2 separate regions of the Homo sapiens genome follow, and region 2 is linked to region 1. A link is a loop called in an ENCODE intact Hi-C map of the cell type or tissue named here. Cell type or tissue: MCF 10A. All regions are shown on one strand. Links, peaks and the distances in the headings refer to the core of each region. The heading gives the core; the rest is flanking DNA.

Region 1 (9,010 bases), core at 610-8,609:
GAAGCTTACTTCTCTTGGTTTTTAGTGATGATCAGAAAAAGATAAATGTGCAAACTGTTTGCCAAAAAAAAAAATCAGACATTATCAAATGAATTCACATTAATTTTCCTTTATACCATAAGCAGAACTTTGAGACTCTTTTGTCACAAATGATTATTATTTGTGAAAGATTTAAAGACATCGTTTGCTTCAGTAGACTTTAAAAAGCTTGTGAGAAAGGGGAAGTTCTGTAATATAAATGCCCTTCCCTTCTGCGGGACAACCCAGATCAGATTCCATCTCCAGGGAAAGGCAGGCCACTCCAGCTTGGAGGACTTTCCCTCCTCTGACTTTTAATTGCACTTGCTATTTGTATCATTTGTTTGACTCTTCTCTCTCCAGCTGTGCATAAAGGTGCAGATAGTATCTTTAGTTCTTTAGATCTTCCTCTCTGTCTTCAGAAAGTGGCTACCTAGCAAGTTTTGATTGATATACAGTGGGTAGGCAAGAAAAAATGCCACATCTTTAAAATTTCAAATTTTATTGCTTTTATTTCTTAGTTTATGGCAAAAACATAGATTTTCCTGCTCCTCTAAAAATATTTAAATATTTTACAATGTAAATAATTTATTAAATATTAATACATTTATTTAATATTTAAATAAAGGTACGTGCCTAGAAATGTTAGCTACACTGGAGATAAATATGGCAACCTAAAAAGATGGGAAAAAGCTATTTCCTGAACTTTTCAGAACTGTGTGCTACTTTTAGCATACGTATGCACCATGAGGTGCATTGCCATCTTAGTCTTCATGATTTAGAAATATTATAAGTACACCTAATTGTGCATATTTACTTAGGTTCCTAATTTCATAGTTTCCCTGTCTCCTTCACTGGGTGGTAAACTGCGGGAACAAGGCACTGGTGGTGTCTTTAGTTTAGAGCTGTAGGAAAAACACATGATTTGGAGCTGACCCATCTGGATGGCCTCAGGAAGTGGTTAATCTTTTCAAGTCTAATTTTCTCATCTAAAAATTGCGAAAAGTGACACTGCATTCCAGATCTGTGATAAGGATTCTCAAAAGTGCAGATAAAGTACCTTCTACATAGTAGATGCTCAACATACAGTAGCTATCATTACTCCCTTTTACAAATGCTGTTAACAGTACTTAAACTATAGCTTTGCATAGTCCATACTCACTGAGCGGGTAAAGGGAAGAAAACACTGAATGTCTAATATGGACATTGTTTTTCTATGAGTGTCAGCAAAAACCATAGCTGTCATTTCTTTTGTACTCAAAAAATACTTCACTGGAGATAAGCAGGGAGAACAGATAGAGACATTATACTGGACCATAAGCAAGTATGTATTACTATAATATACTCTGGTTCTCAAGCTCTATATTACTCATAGCAGAAAAGGCACATGGAGAAATCTACGGATGGGGGAGCTGCATTTCTTTATGACCTTATTTGAAAGATAAACTCCTTGGGGAAATACAATTTATTCAGATTATCAAGACCCCGCTGTGCAAATCTACAGTCTGGGAGCACACTATGGAGATCAAAAAATATTTACTTTATTCTGTTGGGTATAAAAGCTTTTAATGAATGCATAATTAAGACAAAAAAGTGTATACGGCTTTAGAAATTCCACTGCTGAGCCAAGCCATTAATATCCAAGGCACCATACCCAGTTGTGATTCCACCTGTTTCCTATTTTGATTACAACTGAGTTATAAATCAAGGTATTATGTGACTACCTAACCTGGTGCTGCAGGAAAGGTTGGTACTCCAGGAGTAGAGAAAGCAACATAAAGGGGGCTGGTGTGGATGTGCGGTAAGGTCTGGCCTTTGGAACAGGTTGAAACAAACCAATAAATAAACAAAATCCAAACCTTTTAATAGCCTTGGGATCAGTTATATAGGAAAGAAGTTATCATGTTTATTGTGCATGTGAAGGGCTCTGTGAATTTTCTCAACATTGTCATAGAGTTGATAGGATAAAGTCTAATTGTTATAGAAGAAAAAATGAGCAATTCATTGACAATGCAGGCCAGATAACTTGTAATATGATAAAATAATCAAACTCAGATATGTTTATATGTATAAACATACAGAGAGATATAGGCATATTTTGTATATAAATATGTAAATATGTATGGACAACTGTATGTAATGATATATTCAAACATTGATATGCATATGTATATGATACAATTTGATTAAATGAAAACAAAGTATTAGCAGCAATTCAAAAGTACAAGGAAAACTCCAGCATGCTCTAATTTTTGGAGTCTTGCAAGGCCTATTTAAATACATTTGTGCTGTGTAACAGAGGAATTCTACAATTAGGTTACTAGTACATTTTCATAATCAATTGTATGCATAATACCCAAGGCTCATGAATAATTTTATATTGTTCCTTGGGAAATTCTCTAGTAAGCTGGAAATCTAGTAGGGAGGAAGTGAAACATAGCCGTCAACAATAACTAATAATTCTGGCCCCAGTCACTACGTGCTGCAAAATGCTGTTTCAAAGTTCACTAAACCTGACTCAGCACGTAAGGAGATTGCCAATGAATATGGAATATATATAAGAAATTAATATATATATATATTTTCTTTTAATTGAAAATAGTTTATCTGAGCAACTAGGGTTTTAAAACTAAAATTTCAATAACTGTACTTTTTGAACCAGGATAGGCAAAATCAGTTTAAAAATGTTTAAAAGAATAGTATAGAAGTCATTATCATCTATTTCCCTACTTGCTCTAGTACACAAAGTCAGATTGCTGAAAATTAGCCCAGTACTGCAGACTTTAAATCATCCCTCAGTATGTCAATCATAACTTAATAAAGTAGTTTTTTTGTTTTTTTTTTTTAAATCCCTCACTTACCTACAGACTGTCTTAATCATTATTACGAATAAGAGTGAGACCTGGAAGGTTTTTTTGTTTGTTTGTTTCAGATTTGCATTATTTTCGCTTTTTATCTTTTGGATGCTATGAAGCATACATAGCATCAATATCTTTATGTTACTAGGAGCAATTCAAATTCATCTAAATGTGACAAATACACTTTCAAAATCTGAATATCAGTGACTTAACAGTCAGGTACTTGATAAAAAGCAGTGTGGCAACAGAATCTAGAGCGGGAGTTCTCAAACTGTGCTCCCTAGTTCAGACATCAGCATCCCTCAAAACTTGTTAGAATACAGGTTCTTAGGCCCTCCCCAGACCTCCTGAAACAGGAACTCTGGAGTGGGGCCCAAGCAGTCTGTTTTAGCCATCCATTCAGATGATTCCTTGCATAATCAAGTTTAGGAATCATTACTCTGGAGTATGCATTTCAGTGAAGACAGGAATGACTCTGTCCTGCATAAATATACTGTTGCAGCAAACAAACTGTGTGACCCGAGGCCTTCAACTGTGCCTCTGAAGTAGGCAAACGTTATACTGAATGTTCAGGACTGAGGCCAGGGTATCTGGAGCCAAGTCCATGACACAGACAAGCAGCCACTTCCTAGGGCCTGTGGCACATGCCCCTTGATGTGCAGCAGGAAAAAGGTTGGTAGCCTGGTCTAAAAGATACTTGTGGATAGACAGTGAGGAAGAGGGGAAGAGAAGTCTCCACCCCTTCACACTCCTTTCCTTCCTCTGGAAGGAAAGCCAGAGGAAAGAAAGACAGCTGGAGGGAAATGAGACACATGGATAGCATTCTCCCAGTAAGGAAAAATTCAGATTTTTTTTCTTTTAAATAAATACACAGTTTTTATGTTCCCTAGTCAGGAAGCATAGGATATCATGCAACTTTATAATCAAAGTTTCTATCATAGGGAGCTCTTATGGTACATGCAGAAGGAATCCAATCAGACAATATGTGTTTCTAAGTACCACCATGCACTAGAACTAGAGATGAAAGACTTTTCCAATTGTTTCTTGGATTCTGTATACCAGGATGGAGAAAGATGTTTTAATTATAGAAAGGGCAGGGGAAACAATACAACAAAATTTTCTGTCTACAAAGTGTCAATACCATGTATTGTGTTGCTTTTGTCAAAGCATTATTTTATTATTTATTAAAGTACAATTTCAGTATGATGTTTTCAAATTTCAGAGGCAGAAAGAAAGTGACGGTTCATTTAATTATTTGTGGCTTCTAAAAAACAATGTATGCATTTCAGCAAAATCAAAGAGAAGTGGCTAAGAGGAAGAATATCTTTTACAGAATGGTGATTATTCCCCAAAATTTCAGGAACAGATTTGTCCAATAGGTTGTCAATTTGAAGTAGGCAGAAAATTTGCTGACATTTCCAGAAATGAGGGAAGACAGGGGTGAGGGGATTGGGTAGGAGGATAACTGTGGAATTAATAGAGGAATTCACAGGTGAAGCACCACATTATATCGGCTCTGGTTTATAGAGCACTCACCGATGTAGGATACTGTGTTTGTAAGATACTTTGCATGCACTATCTCATTGAATCCTTCAACATCCCTAAAAGGTAGACTGTATATAGGATACCATATCTGTATTTCACAGATGAGGAGTTGGGGGGCAAAGAGGTTAAGTAACTTGTCCGACATCACACAACTTTGGGACATAAACTTATGTCTTGGGGAGACAGATAAGTAAATTAACACAAACAATATGGCCTCCCAGAAGATTGCCCATAATTAAAGAAGAGGAGGAAGATATAATTCCAACTGAGTAGATTGATCAGGCAACTCTGGAAGAGGAGACAATGTGAGCCAAGTACTTGAAAGTTAAATAGGAATTCAGAAGGTGACAAAGTGAGGGAAAAATAATTCACAGAAAAGGAGGTTTCGTATGAAGAGGATTAGGTACAGGGAAATGCACAAAGTTCATAATGACTGTGGAACAGGCATTGCACATGGGTAGTAAATTGTCAAAAAAAAAAAAGCCAAAGAGATAGCACATTTCATAATAAAGACAGGCCCTGTGTACCAAATTAAAAGGAGTGAACCTCATCCTGAAGACTATGTGAACCACATTCATCATAATGAATAATTTTAAGCAAGGATATGACATGATCAGGTTGTGATTTTTTTAAAAAATCAATCAAACAGAATTTTTCATGGATTAAGAAAACTTTTCAAAATCTATCAAACAGAATTTTGGAATTCTGTACTGGAATGGGGCAAGAGGGAAAGCAGGTTCATCAGTTAGCAAGAAGTTGCTTTAGTCCATAAAATAAGTAATGTGGATCTGATTGAAGACAGTAGTAGTGGAAAGAGAGACAATGAGAGAGATTTAACAAGTTAAGGGGGTGGGGCTGAAAGGTCTCTGTGTCAGTGTATGTGGGGCTCAAGGAGATGGGAGATTCTAGGATGACTCCTGGTTTTCTGGCTTGGGTTCACACTCAGAGAGGTCATGTGCCTGAGAAATACCCAAGCCGAAGTGTAGACTAGGCAGCTGGCCTGGAGCTAAGACAAGCTGTCCATGGGGTACAGTCAGAATAGGGTACATTATAGAGACAAGAAATAGAAAGGACATGGTTCTGCAACCAAAAGATGGAAAGCTAGCTTGGATTTTAGGGAAAGAAATTGTTTTGTGGACCAGACAAATAACTTAGATTGTCCAGTGTTGATTAGCATTAGACTACAGGCAGGGAGCGCAGCTGAGTTATTGCAGGGCAGTCCAGGAAAAATAGTCCCAACCCGAATGACGTCAATGACAAGGAGGAGAAAGAGAAGGTAGCATATCTGAGAAAGATTTAAATGGCTAAACCAACACTATTTAGTGGAATTCATGAGGTCTTGGCAGAGTGTAAGATTATGCCAAGGTTTGAGTGACTAGAAAGATGATGGTCCCTTAACAAAGACAGGGAGGATGAGGAGGAACAGGTGTGTGAGACTGGGCAAAGGCGAATTTGGGCAGCATGTGGCATATCAAGTGAAATGCTGGCTGAACATACAGGGCTGGAGCTCAGGAGAGAGGGCTGGAGTCAGTAACCCTCCCCAGATGCATGAAAGAGAGTGATAGTGAGCAGAAGGGAAGGGTGCCCATGCAGAGCTCCCATGCTTTGAGGGACAGTCAAGGAGCTAATGGAAGAACACTTGTAAAGGTATTGAAAATGAGTAGGAGGAGAATAGGAGAGAGCCCCGAGAAAGAGAGGAGCAGGAAAGAATGCAGCTCCCGGTGTTTAAATGCTGTAGAGGAGTCACTTAGGATACCACAAAGGCCTGCTGCATCAGACAATAAGGAGGCTTTGGTGACCTTTGTTGGAAGAACTTTTGAGGAGTAATGAAGGCAGAACACTGAGTTCAATGGGCCTGAAGAATGAACAGGAGGTAAGGAGTGAAGACACTGGGTACAGTTGGGTAGTGAGGGCAAGGAGCAGCTGCGGTAATGAGAGATGAAGAAGAGTGTCTCCTGCCTTATTGATCCTATTTATAAACTGAAAGAAAAGTGCCAGTAAAGTAGGAGAAATCAAAACCAGAGGAAACACAGGGCGTAACTGATGGAATAAGGAGCAGAAAGGTGGTTTAGCTTCAGGAAAGAGGAGAGACATTTCACCATGACTAGAAATATTTACAGATGGGTGGGTGGGAGAATAAATATCTCAAATGAAACACAGATCTTCTTTTACACACCCCCCACCAATTTCCAAGTATTAATAATGGAACTCAGTGAGATTGATGTTTGTTTGTTTTGATTATTGATTCTGAACTCTAGCATGAATAAAATCCTGGAAACACTTCATTTTTAAGAAGAAAAATGCATACTGAAAGTGATTTTAAAATCACCCAGCTGACAACAGTTAGCTTAGGTTTGAAATGACTAATATTATTAGTGAACTCTTTCAAGAGATATTCTTTCAGGAGAATCTTTCTCCTCTTTAAAATCCTCACAAACGAAGATACAGTCAATCCTACATTATCCATATAACAGATTAAAATGCTGAAATGACTTCCCTGGCCAGCCAGTGTGCCTCTGGGCTGTCGCTTCCTGACATCCTTTAGTGTGGGCTTAGGGAATAAAAGCCAACATAATAGCATATGAAAAAAATTAATTGGGACCCTAAAATGGCTACTGCAGATCTTATGATGCATTTCAAAGCCAAATATGAATGTTATTTGGCAAATATGATATTCTGGATTACCCATGCCAGATAGCAAATACTCTTGATTAGAACAAATAATTACTAGTTGGCTATGATTTAATAGGTCTGATACATTTCCACCCTTTTTGATCATTTTCGCTGATTAAAAATAATCCAAAAGATTAAACCACTTGTAATATGTTTTCCAAACTTTGTACTTTAACTTTCTCCAAACACAAAAGCCTCAGCTCTAGTGAACTATGGAACAGCACTCAGTGCATTTGATTATGAGTATATTAAATATATATGTTGGTACAATCATTTGTCTTCTCTAATGTGGGAAAAAATGGTTCAGTGTTGAAGAAAAATGAACATGAGTTATAACTTCTCCTCAATCTTGAGGAGAAGTTATTGTCTTCAGAACACCCACTATATATTATGTATTTGGGTGATACTCTTAATTTAATAATTAAAATTATAATAATACATTGTTTAGAAGAGATAACCTCCTATAAGTCATTGTAGTATTACTTAATTAAAAATGATAATCTATTATAATACTGTAAAATATGTGAGCTCCTCAGTGTCAAATTTAATCCCCGAAGAAAGTATTTTTAACAAAAAAATGTATTCAGTGGGCAAAACTAATGAAAGGCTGGTAGTATATTTTTCCTACTATAACATAAATTTTAATATTTAAAAAGCAGAGAAAAATTACTTAATGGAGGCACCTTTCAATCCCTCAGTACATAATGAACTCCCACGATGTGAAGGGAGGGAGGGTATAAGGCATAAAATCAGTATAAGGTGTGATCCCTCTGCTCGAAAGCCCCACAGTGTAACTGGAGGTGGTGAGACATTTTCCAACTACATTAAACCATGTGCAGAATGATGCAAAAACAGCACTCAGATACCTTCAGCCCTGATGTAGGTATTTCAAGAATCTAGTGCTTCTCAGAATTGAAAGTGGAAACATAGTTTCTTACTGAAATTGCCATTGGTACAAAAAAAAAAAAAAAAAGGAACAAAATCACCCAGAATTCTCCTTAACTCCCTAGTGAGAGAATAGCATTTTTTAAACCTTTGTACCTTAACTGAAGAGAGAAAATAACTAATTTTCACTGTAGCCCACTTAGTGTAAAATTTAACGAAGACAAGGGATGCTGAGTAAACATCAGTTACAGAGAAGGAGATTTAGGGCAGGACCCTTTCTCCCTCCTGTTCCCTTTATGTTCCTCCTTGGCTTCTGAGTGAAGAATAGTAAGAATTTGGGCTTTGCTTTACTCGATGATCCACATGTGCACGCTGTAAACAGAACAATGCCTTCAATCTGAGGAAATGATCTTTCATGCTGTAAAAACAGAAAACAAAACAAATGCAACAGACCCCCCCCTTCTCTGTTTCCCTTACAATGATAAAATGCTCTACCTATCGCCCTTGCGTCCCAGCCTCTCACATCCCAGCAGCACGCCTCCTCTTGCAGGTCACGTCTTTCACATAAAAGTGCTAAACTAATGCCGCTTAATGACAAATTAATGTCCATGAATAAAAAATACACCTCTAATAGCATAGAGTAATTTGCCATTACAATATCATCATTGGACATGCCCCTGGTTTAATACGATGTATTTAATTCATAACCTAATGAGTGATATATAAAAAGAGGGAGATGAACCCTGCAATTACATTTATGTGAGTCTGTCACCTTATTTGTAAAACCTTAGAGTCATTTACATTCAAATTAGAACAAATGAGTGATTTCACAAAGTGTGCTGATAAATGACCACAGCAGCCCAAGACAAAACTGTATTTCCTGTGAACACATTAACAGTTTCCTATTATTTGTTAAAAATTACAGTGCATATTGCCCAGTGTGGTGTGAATAATGACTTTTTTACTGATTAGGTCAGAAGACTAATATGTAGCAAAATAAATAATTTTTCTTTTCATTATTTTTTCTGATT
Region 2 (9,010 bases), core at 318-8,317, 360 kb before region 1:
CAGCTATATAACCTGAGTATGTGAGTATTTCTTTTAGGAAGCCTTTAGCCTCCAGGCATTCCTTTTAAACTCTTTCTAAGGTATGTCCATAATTATGTTCCCACAATGTGTTACAAGAAAAATATAAATTTCAATGATCTAAAATGATCATGACATCAAGTTTGAAAAATTTTTTACTACTTATGTTGTTAGTCATTAAAAAAATTATAGGCAGTTTAATTTCCAATGATTAACGAAACCACTTATACAATTTTTTTCACATTTTGGTATCAAAAACCTTTATTAAAACACTATTTTGAAAATGTATTTTCTCAGTGGCTTGTACATCCTATCTCAGAATGATTTTCTTTCATTTCCTAGAACTCTGTTTTTGCAAAGAAGATGTAAAGCTTCGTCTCAAAATTAATTATTTTAATTAAAAATAAAGTATTAGTTTTAAAGATATCTGTGACATAAACCATTGAGAATCCTTAATATACACAGGCCATATTAATATTCCTAATGTATACTGTATCATATTCTTCCTATGTATATTAGATCCTTATGGTAAATAGGAAAAGGACAGATTTGATTTAAAACAAAATAAACCATCCTTGCTTTTTTCTTAAAAGGCAAACTATTTCTTTTTAACTAGAAAGTGTTTTATAATTATCCACTTGTTCACCATCCTTAATATAAGAAAGGAAAGTGTGTATATTTATTTTACTAGTTGATAAGTTAAAACATGTCGAAAGAGTACAAATTGTGGTGTTTTCATTAGAAAATATAAATAAAAATATTAAACTCCAAAATATTTTTATTATAAATTGTTTTTAAATGTCTGCTTTCTCTATGAATTTAAAATGATTGGCTTGAGCACAATATTAAGTAAAAAATAAAACAGTTTTCCTGCCTGAAAGACTCCTGAATAAAGAGAAAATTATTTTTGGATTTCCCTCTTGATCAGATATGAAATATTCTGAAACGCCACCACTATAATTTGATAAAAAGCTTGATATCTCCAAATGAAAATAGGACTCAGCACTTTCATTTTTCTGTCTCTAAAGGAACCTGGGTAAACTGATTTTTTTTTTAAATGAAAATCTCAGGCATAAAGGTGGCAGTAATGAAGCAAGCTTAAATATGTGCTGACCTTTGAAATGAACTGCAATCCGCGTTGTTTGGCCAAGGATCTGACTGTGTTACTGTCTCCATCTATTTCTAGCATGAAAGATGTGGGGGTTGGAGCTGCTCTGCTCTCTGGTGGATGTTGACAGCATGGCTGCAAACGCAGCAGCACCGAAAGAGACAGCTACATACCAGGGATCGAAAAATTAACCACACAGCTGTCAGAGACAGAACTACAGCGCAGATATTTTCTAAAAACCTTGATGGCAAGACAAATGATAAATATGTTTCAGTTTTCTAAATGCAGTATATTTTGTGTTAAGAGGAACATTGCTGTTAGGAAGAGGAGGTAAATTGACAATATATAAAATTATCAAGTGATTTGATAAATCATTAAAAGTTTCAGCTAGTTTTCTTAGGGAGTGCACACATAGAAAAGTATACAGCCTCAAGAATCACACTTTTTGAATTAAATACATAGTGAGATTTTAAATAATTGTCAACGTTCCTGGAGTAACATTTTCTCATTATGATTTATTATTATTATTATTATTATTTTGCTTAGGATAAACAGTTCATAGATAATTAGTTTATGCAATATTGAAGGACGTGTCTCTTTTAAATAATTCCTAGGGATTCTCAGAAGCTTCAAAATACAGCCTAGCACCATCTCCTTTAGTTGTGGACCATCTAAAGGTCTGTACCTCAGTTTTATCAGCTATTAGTGGACTGCCTCTACAAATCTCACTCTTTAAAAAATGAAAAATGCATAAAAAACATGCTGAAGAACACTAAAGCTACCACAGTTTGCGATATCGCAATTAAGTGAAGTCTATATCTTTGGTATAATCTATAAGCACTTATAAGTGAAAATGGATTTCCTCATAGAAAAATTTAATACACATCTCCTTGTTCTAGTTTACCATAAACGTAGTCATCAACTCAACAGCCACTGACTAAAATCTCACATTGTGTTCAGCAACGAGGCATATTAAGTGGCAGAAGATATGGTCCTTGCAGTCAATGATTTGCAGGCTTTGAAGAGTGGTATGTATGTAAAAAAATGTTAAATGACATAAGTCAATAGTCAGTCAAGCACTCAATTGAGCATGTGGTATAGTTGCATCTGATATGAGAGAATCAAATGCTGATATTGGAATGATCCTGAATTGCCATTTCTCACTGGTGTTTTACTTTCATTTGGATCACCTATTCCAGTCTCTTAACAACAACAATAACAAAATACAGAACTTGAAAATAATATTTTCTTGTGGCAGGAATATAAAACTCAAGAATGTTGAAAGGAATGCTTCATAAAATTAGCTATACTAAAGGAAACATTATATATATGTGTGTATATATAGACATACATATATATTCCAAATCCCTGATCTAGCAATTTTTAACCTCAATAAAAAGGACTATTTCTATTCAGTAGTAACCAGAGATTTTGATTGAGTTATGCCTCCTAGAGGAAAAAATTATGAGAAACCTGGATATAAAACATTGATTTCTTTATGGTCCAGAAAAAATGTATTTAAGGGAATTTTAAGGTACATATGAGTTAAAAACTATTTATAATATTTCCTCTCTCATTCAGCAAATTTTGGATTTCCAATGTATATTCCAGAAGTCACATTCTCTAAATGAGTAAATAATACAGGCGCGACTTTTTTAAAAAGTGCCTTGTTGTACCTAAGTGCACTGCAGGACATCTGGCACATTTCATTCTGAAATGATGTTTATCCACAGAAATGCCATCAGTGGAAGATGTATTGAAAAGCTGAAGGTCTATTAAGGGAGTATGGGACAGCTGCATACATTCTGTAATCTGTATAAGGCCATGGAAATGACACAGCAATACCCCATCTGTGGCTTTGGTTTACAGAGCTTTGAATAAAAATTCAAGATCAAACTTCACTTGTTACAGAAAAGAAGAATGCTAAAAGAAAGCTGGTATTAATGGGCTCAAATATAAAGGTCTGTTACTGTTACCTTTCTCCTTAATATAAAATATTTTATGGAATTTCTACACCTTCAATAAATACTAATATTATATATTCACCCCTTAATGTTATTTGAAAAACTGCTTGTGGAGAACTACAGTTTGCACTTTTATAATTTAGGCCATTTGTGAATAGGCTTAAAACTTGCAGAAGTGCTAGGACGGAGTAGGGCAGATGTTCAAACTTCCCTATTTGGGCCTGCCAAGTCCTTCATTCTGGACCTACAATACCCCAGCCAATTCAAAACTCAATGTCTCTTAATAGAGATTACTAATCAAGCTGATTTATGTGGTAGTTTAGGAGGTGGGGTCATTCTTTTTTTAGTGGTGTTGTTTCTAAAGAAAGTTTAATGCTCACAAAAGCCTCAGATTGACAGCTCCACAAAATGGAAATTCACAGAACAGAAGTATCACATGCTAGGGGGATACAGCCACCCCTTATGCTAACCTGCCAATTCACAATTTCAACCTGCAAGGATCTGCCACCGAATTCAAGAGATTAATTCAGTCCCTGTGCCCGTTCAATCCTTTGCCAATAAGGAGGCCAATTAGTTTCAACTACACTGGTTAGTTTACTTCTGCCTTTATTTTTTTCTAACGGGGGCATTTTCTCTCCATCATTTGGATGATTTTGACCCCCAATTCATTTCAGGTTACTATGAAATGGCTGTCAATCACTTGAAACCAAAGCCTAATGTGACCCAAGGCCTGAGGTGAAAAGTTCAGTCATTAGATATTGAAACCATCCAGCTCTCTACTGTGGTGAGTTTCATACAGCTCACAGGAAAACAACAATGAAATTCATAATATTAATAAGTTCAAACTCATATTGTAAATCTCTATTTAAAAATGACAGTCAACTAATTAACACGTTTAGCTGGCCTCAGTTAACTTCCAGTCTAAAAATGTCAATTGGAAGCTTTCATTAACTCATATATATATTTCTTTTGTGCATTCATAAAATAAATATATCTCAGAAAAGTTATATTTTTGTCAAGAATTAAAATATTCACCATATTGAATTATGACTTAAATTTCATTTTAGCCTTATATTCCTAGAAAATAAAGTCTCAGTAATGCTATAAAAGTGCAATGTTACCAAAAAAAGGTAAAGATACTTCTGAGATTTTTTTAATTTAGCAAATGAAAATATTCGATGCAAATATGGTGCTACTAACACCTGAACTCCGAAGGATAGTAGAGAGATGAAAGAATAAACAAATAAATTGAAGAATAATATATTCTTAGTAGGGAGTAAATGTGTAGGATTTTTTTTCCAAAAGCAGAAATAGGTGAAATAACATTTTAATTCTTCACAAACATTTATTTCCGAAAAAGAGCTAACAGAATGGGTTTTAATATTAGGAAGGGGAACAAAGAGCCTGAGGCATCTGAGGGAAGGGGGTGTGCATGATGAAGGAGGAAGGATCACAGATGAGAGATTGATCCTGAAGGCTTCTGTTGACATTGTCTTTGTGAATAAAGCATCTACTATGCCCCCAAGTCTTCCACTTGGCACAAGGCTAATGGGATTTGCATATGCCACAATAAACAATAGGTCTTTAAACAACATGCTGGCAATGCTAGACAAAGATCGAGACTGTGATATTTGGTAAATATATTTCTGAGCTATCCGTATTTATCTCCACTAAATTCAGAAACTTCCAAGTTATTTTCTTCCCCCTGAACTGCAGTCAGGAATTCACAACGGCACAAGTTCTCTAGTCTACCCCTAGAGGGCAATAGAGAAGGCAAGAACATTGTGGTTTGTAATCCAAAAAGGTGGAGAATGGGTAGGGGGCAGAAATAAAAAAATGTTTAAAAGCAAGCAAATTTATCAGTACAGCATTTCCAAGGACTGACAGCCAATTTTATCCTCAAAAAGTACTTAGTGTTTCATAAACCAAAAAAATTAATCCTATTTCTGCTACAATCTACTATAAGTATCATTATTAATGCTTAGAAAAATATCCAGAAAGTGCAGCTTAAAGAGAAGGAACACCAACCAAAAACCACTCAAATAAAACCAAAAACTTTTTTTTTTTTTTTTTTTTTTGAGACGGAGTCTCGCTCTGTCGCCCAGGCGGGACTGCGGACTGCAGTGGCGCAATCTCGGCTCACTGCAAGCTCCGCTTCCCGGGTTCACGCCATTCTCCTGCCTCAGCCTCCCGAGTAGCTGGGACTACAGGCGCCCGCCACCGCGCCCGGCTAATTTTTTTTGTATTTTTAGTAGAGACGGGGTTTCACCTTGTTAGCCAGGATGGTCTCGATCTCCTGACCTCATGATCCACCCGCCTCGGCCTCCCAAAGTGCTGGGATTACAGGCGTGAGCCACCGCGCCTGGCCAAAAACTTTGAGTTAATATGAATAACATTGTTTTTAAAACTTATTCAAAACTTTATAGTGTCCATATTGATACAAACACCTCTAAACTTAAAATAACCATTAACAATCACTGGCAATGTAAATACATGAATAATAAATCTGCTTTTATTTCCAGTTGCATATTTATATGACATTTACATATGTATGAAGATCTTTTAAATGTTTGTTTTGACTAATTTTAGAAATCAAAAAAACTTGCCAAAATAATACAGAGTTCCGTATACCCCAACTCAGTTTCCCCTAGTGTTAGCATTTTGTACTTAGACATAGTTATCAAAACCAGGACACTGATTTTTGTACAATAATATCAACTAAACTATAGACTTCATTCAAATTTCTCCAATTTTTCCACTAATGTCCTTTTTCTGTTATAATGTCCCATCCAGGACACCACACTGCGTTTCTTTGTTATTTTTCCTTAGGCTCTTCTAATCTATAATTGTTCACCAGTCTTTCCTTATCTTTCATGACCTAGAAACTTTCTAAGTTGTGAGTTTTGGCAAGAATACCACAGAAGAGATATTGTGTTCTGTTCAGAACATCATTTCAAGGGATTCATGTTGTCACTATGTGTTACAACTAGTGTTAACATTGATCGCTTGACTAAGGCAGATTTCTGACATTTTTAAAACTAGAAACTTAATTATATTCTTTTTATACCAAAATTCACAGCCTTTTAAATGTACTTAATAACAAAAACTTCCATACTACCAAAGTAGAATAGCCAAGCTAGTGACTCAGTAATATTCCTTGAAGAATAATATATGCTATTAGTGTACACTAGTCCTTGAAGAATAGTATAAGCACTGTGCTCGGTGGGCTTCTTAAGTGGAAAAAAAGAGATTTTGATTAAGTAAATATTATTGTTAATTGTCCCTTTTTGTAAGACCCAAAGGCACTTCTTCAATATAAGAACATATATCCCCTCATATCATTGCCAAATTTGAATTATATCTATCACTCTACTCATGGTGTCTTTTTGCCTGCATGCTCTTCCAGACCAGCTCAAAACAGTTCAGAACCATAGGATGGAGAAAAGAGAGCTTCATATCATATTTTCTAATGTCCTTTTTTATGGCATAGTCACAGCAGAATGATCCCAGGTGGAGAGAACAGTTCAATGGGAAATATCATTAATACAAGAGGGTCTCCAACTAAAACTACAATAGTGGATTGGTCTAGAGACCCTAAAACAACCCTCAGAGATATAAAGTGAGTATGAGACATCAGTTCTGGAGACCTGGAAAATCTCTGAGAAAATGCCCAATGGATCCTTCAGGCTATGTCAACAACCACTGCAGTCTCTTGGCCTCCAGGGTGCTTCCTGTGGAATCACTGTCTCCTATGCTCTTCATTGTTCAATTCTAATGTGATGTCCACTAGGAAGCATGCCCTGACCTCCTACAATCTACATCAGAGAGAAGCGATAGCCCCTCTTATTATATAATGTGTAGTTTCATATTACTTTACCCTCTTTCACCATTCTGGCACTTATTTCTTAACATCCTTTTTCCCGACTATGCTGAGAGTCTTTAAGGATATGAATATGAAACATATTTGTTTCCCCAGTGCCACCAAGCAATGTGCCTGATACCTGTCGATACTCAACAAATGTTTGCCATGGCATATAGCTAGCTCTTCTTTGGTGACACAGGGTTCAATCAATTTGGGATACTACAGAAGATTCTTTTAGCCCTTGTGAATAGGACAATAAGGAAAGAAAATCTATTGAAACAAGCAAATCATCTGAGGCTCCTAAAAGTGAAGAAGAATAATTTTTCACACACTATTTCTTTTAGATTTTTTCCCTTAAGCTTAATTTTAAAGTTCCACAAAAGCATAGCGGGCTTGTTCCACTTGAGACACAATAGAAAATTGAGAATAGAAAGGATAAAATGCAATTTTGCTTTAGCCACCAATTACAGAGGTTAAAGAAAAATATGTCCTAGGTCAGGTGCAGTTGCTCACACCTGTAATCCCAGCATTTTGGGAGGCCAATGTGGTAGTATTGCTTGAGACCAGGAGTTTGAGACCAGCCTGGCCAACACAGTGAGACCCTGTCTCTATGAAAAATTTAACAAAAATTAGCCAGGTTTGGTGGCATGCACCTGCAATCCTAGCTATTCAGGAGGCAAAGGCAAGAGGATCCCTTGAGCCCAGGAGTTCAAGGTTACAGTGTATTATGATCATGCCACAGCAATCCATCCTGGGCAACAGAGTGAGACCCTGTCTCAGAGAGATAAAGAGGGATGGAGAGAGAGAGAAGGAGAGGAAGAGACAGAAAGAGAGAGAGAGAGAATGTCCTTTCTCTTAAGTATAGCATGGATTGGTCACTACCTAAGTAGATATAGACACTGTCTCTCTGATATACTCTGGATGCTATAATTAAAGGGTAGGGGAGAGGGAATAAGGAACCCATAGAGCCTCTGCTTAGAAGAAAGGAGATAGCAAGAGCAGAAATCATAGCAAAAAGAAAGAGATGTACCTTGGAAGGACCTTGCCATTGATCCTGTAGGGTAAGATTCTAGGACACTTAGTTTAACTCAATTCAATGTTCATTTATAGCTACTATCATCTTCAAATCAGGAGTCCAGCTGGGAGAGAGCTATAGTTATTAGTGAGAAATTAATTGAAAACAATTTTTATTTTAGGGCATTTTGTGTGCTTTGTTGTGTTTGAGGATGCAAGAGGAGGGATTATTGAACGCCAAAATTCATGCAAGTCCCATCTGTCCTTCAATTCAAATAACACCATCTCAAAATTTTAACCTAGAAGTGACTGACAGCCCATTATGTACCATGTGCTACATGCTGGGAATAAAAGGACAGTAACACAGCCTCTACATTCGAGAGTACTTACAAATCTCACTAAGGCAGCAAACTTCTCTTATACAATGAGCCAGAACTATAGAATACAAACATAAACAGAGGATATGAGAAAATAGAAGCAGGAATAACTAACTTAAATAAATAAATCCAAGAACTAGAAGTCACTAATGAAGTGACAGAAAAATTATACAGAATAACAAGGGGATAGAGAAAAACCCCAATTATTTCAAGAGCCTTATACTAACAGAACTCTATAAACCTATTATTTTTAGCAGTTTAATCTATAGATTTCTAAAAGCAGTCTGCATCAAGAATCTGAAATATATAACTTTAAAGGAAGGATAAGCAAGAAAGAGGGAATAGTAAAGGTTATGTTAGCCCTCCATTAAAACATACAACTGTCCCACATTTGTATTTTTAGACCAAAAAGTTTCAAGACAGAGATCTGGCATAATGTGTGTTAACTCCTCTAAAAGGCTGGCTTTATAACTCTTGACACAAAGAGACAGCTCACATTATTGTTGGGATAAATACTGTTCAGATACCTGAAGAAATTTCAGACTCAATTTGGATGGGCTGCCATTTGTCCTTTGTTTACCATGACTAAAACTACACTTACCCTGAGGGGTATGTCATTAAACTATCTGTAGCATTTTTTTTTCTCTCACTTATTTTTGGACTGAAC

What was found. Hi-C counts contacts between places; a loop is a spot of excess contacts. Peaks named below come from ENCODE experiments on the same cell type or tissue, not always from the same donor. Only the 100,000 strongest peaks of a DNase experiment are listed, where the experiment ranks them.
Region 2: a loop joins it to region 1, with 4 times the contacts of the local background. A loop is called at or near these places in 8 of 110 quality-filtered maps.

What each region holds. Positions count from the first base shown.
Region 1 is chr6:97,068,458-97,077,467 of GRCh38, reverse strand. The region is part of intron 5 of KLHL32 (kelch like family member 32); the gene reads right to left. Among named protein-coding and RNA genes, the nearest start is that of KLHL32, 150 kb to the right of the region's middle. In MCF 10A, for the core only: no CTCF peak of the experiment used is centred there; no DNase peak of the experiment used is centred there.
Region 2 is chr6:97,433,009-97,442,018 of GRCh38, reverse strand. All of the region lies in intron 1 of LOC101927314 (a long non-coding RNA gene), which reads right to left. Among named protein-coding and RNA genes, the nearest start is that of MMS22L, 150 kb to the right of the region's middle. In MCF 10A, for the core only: a CTCF peak has its summit at 4,847 (motif pointing right); no DNase peak of the experiment used is centred there.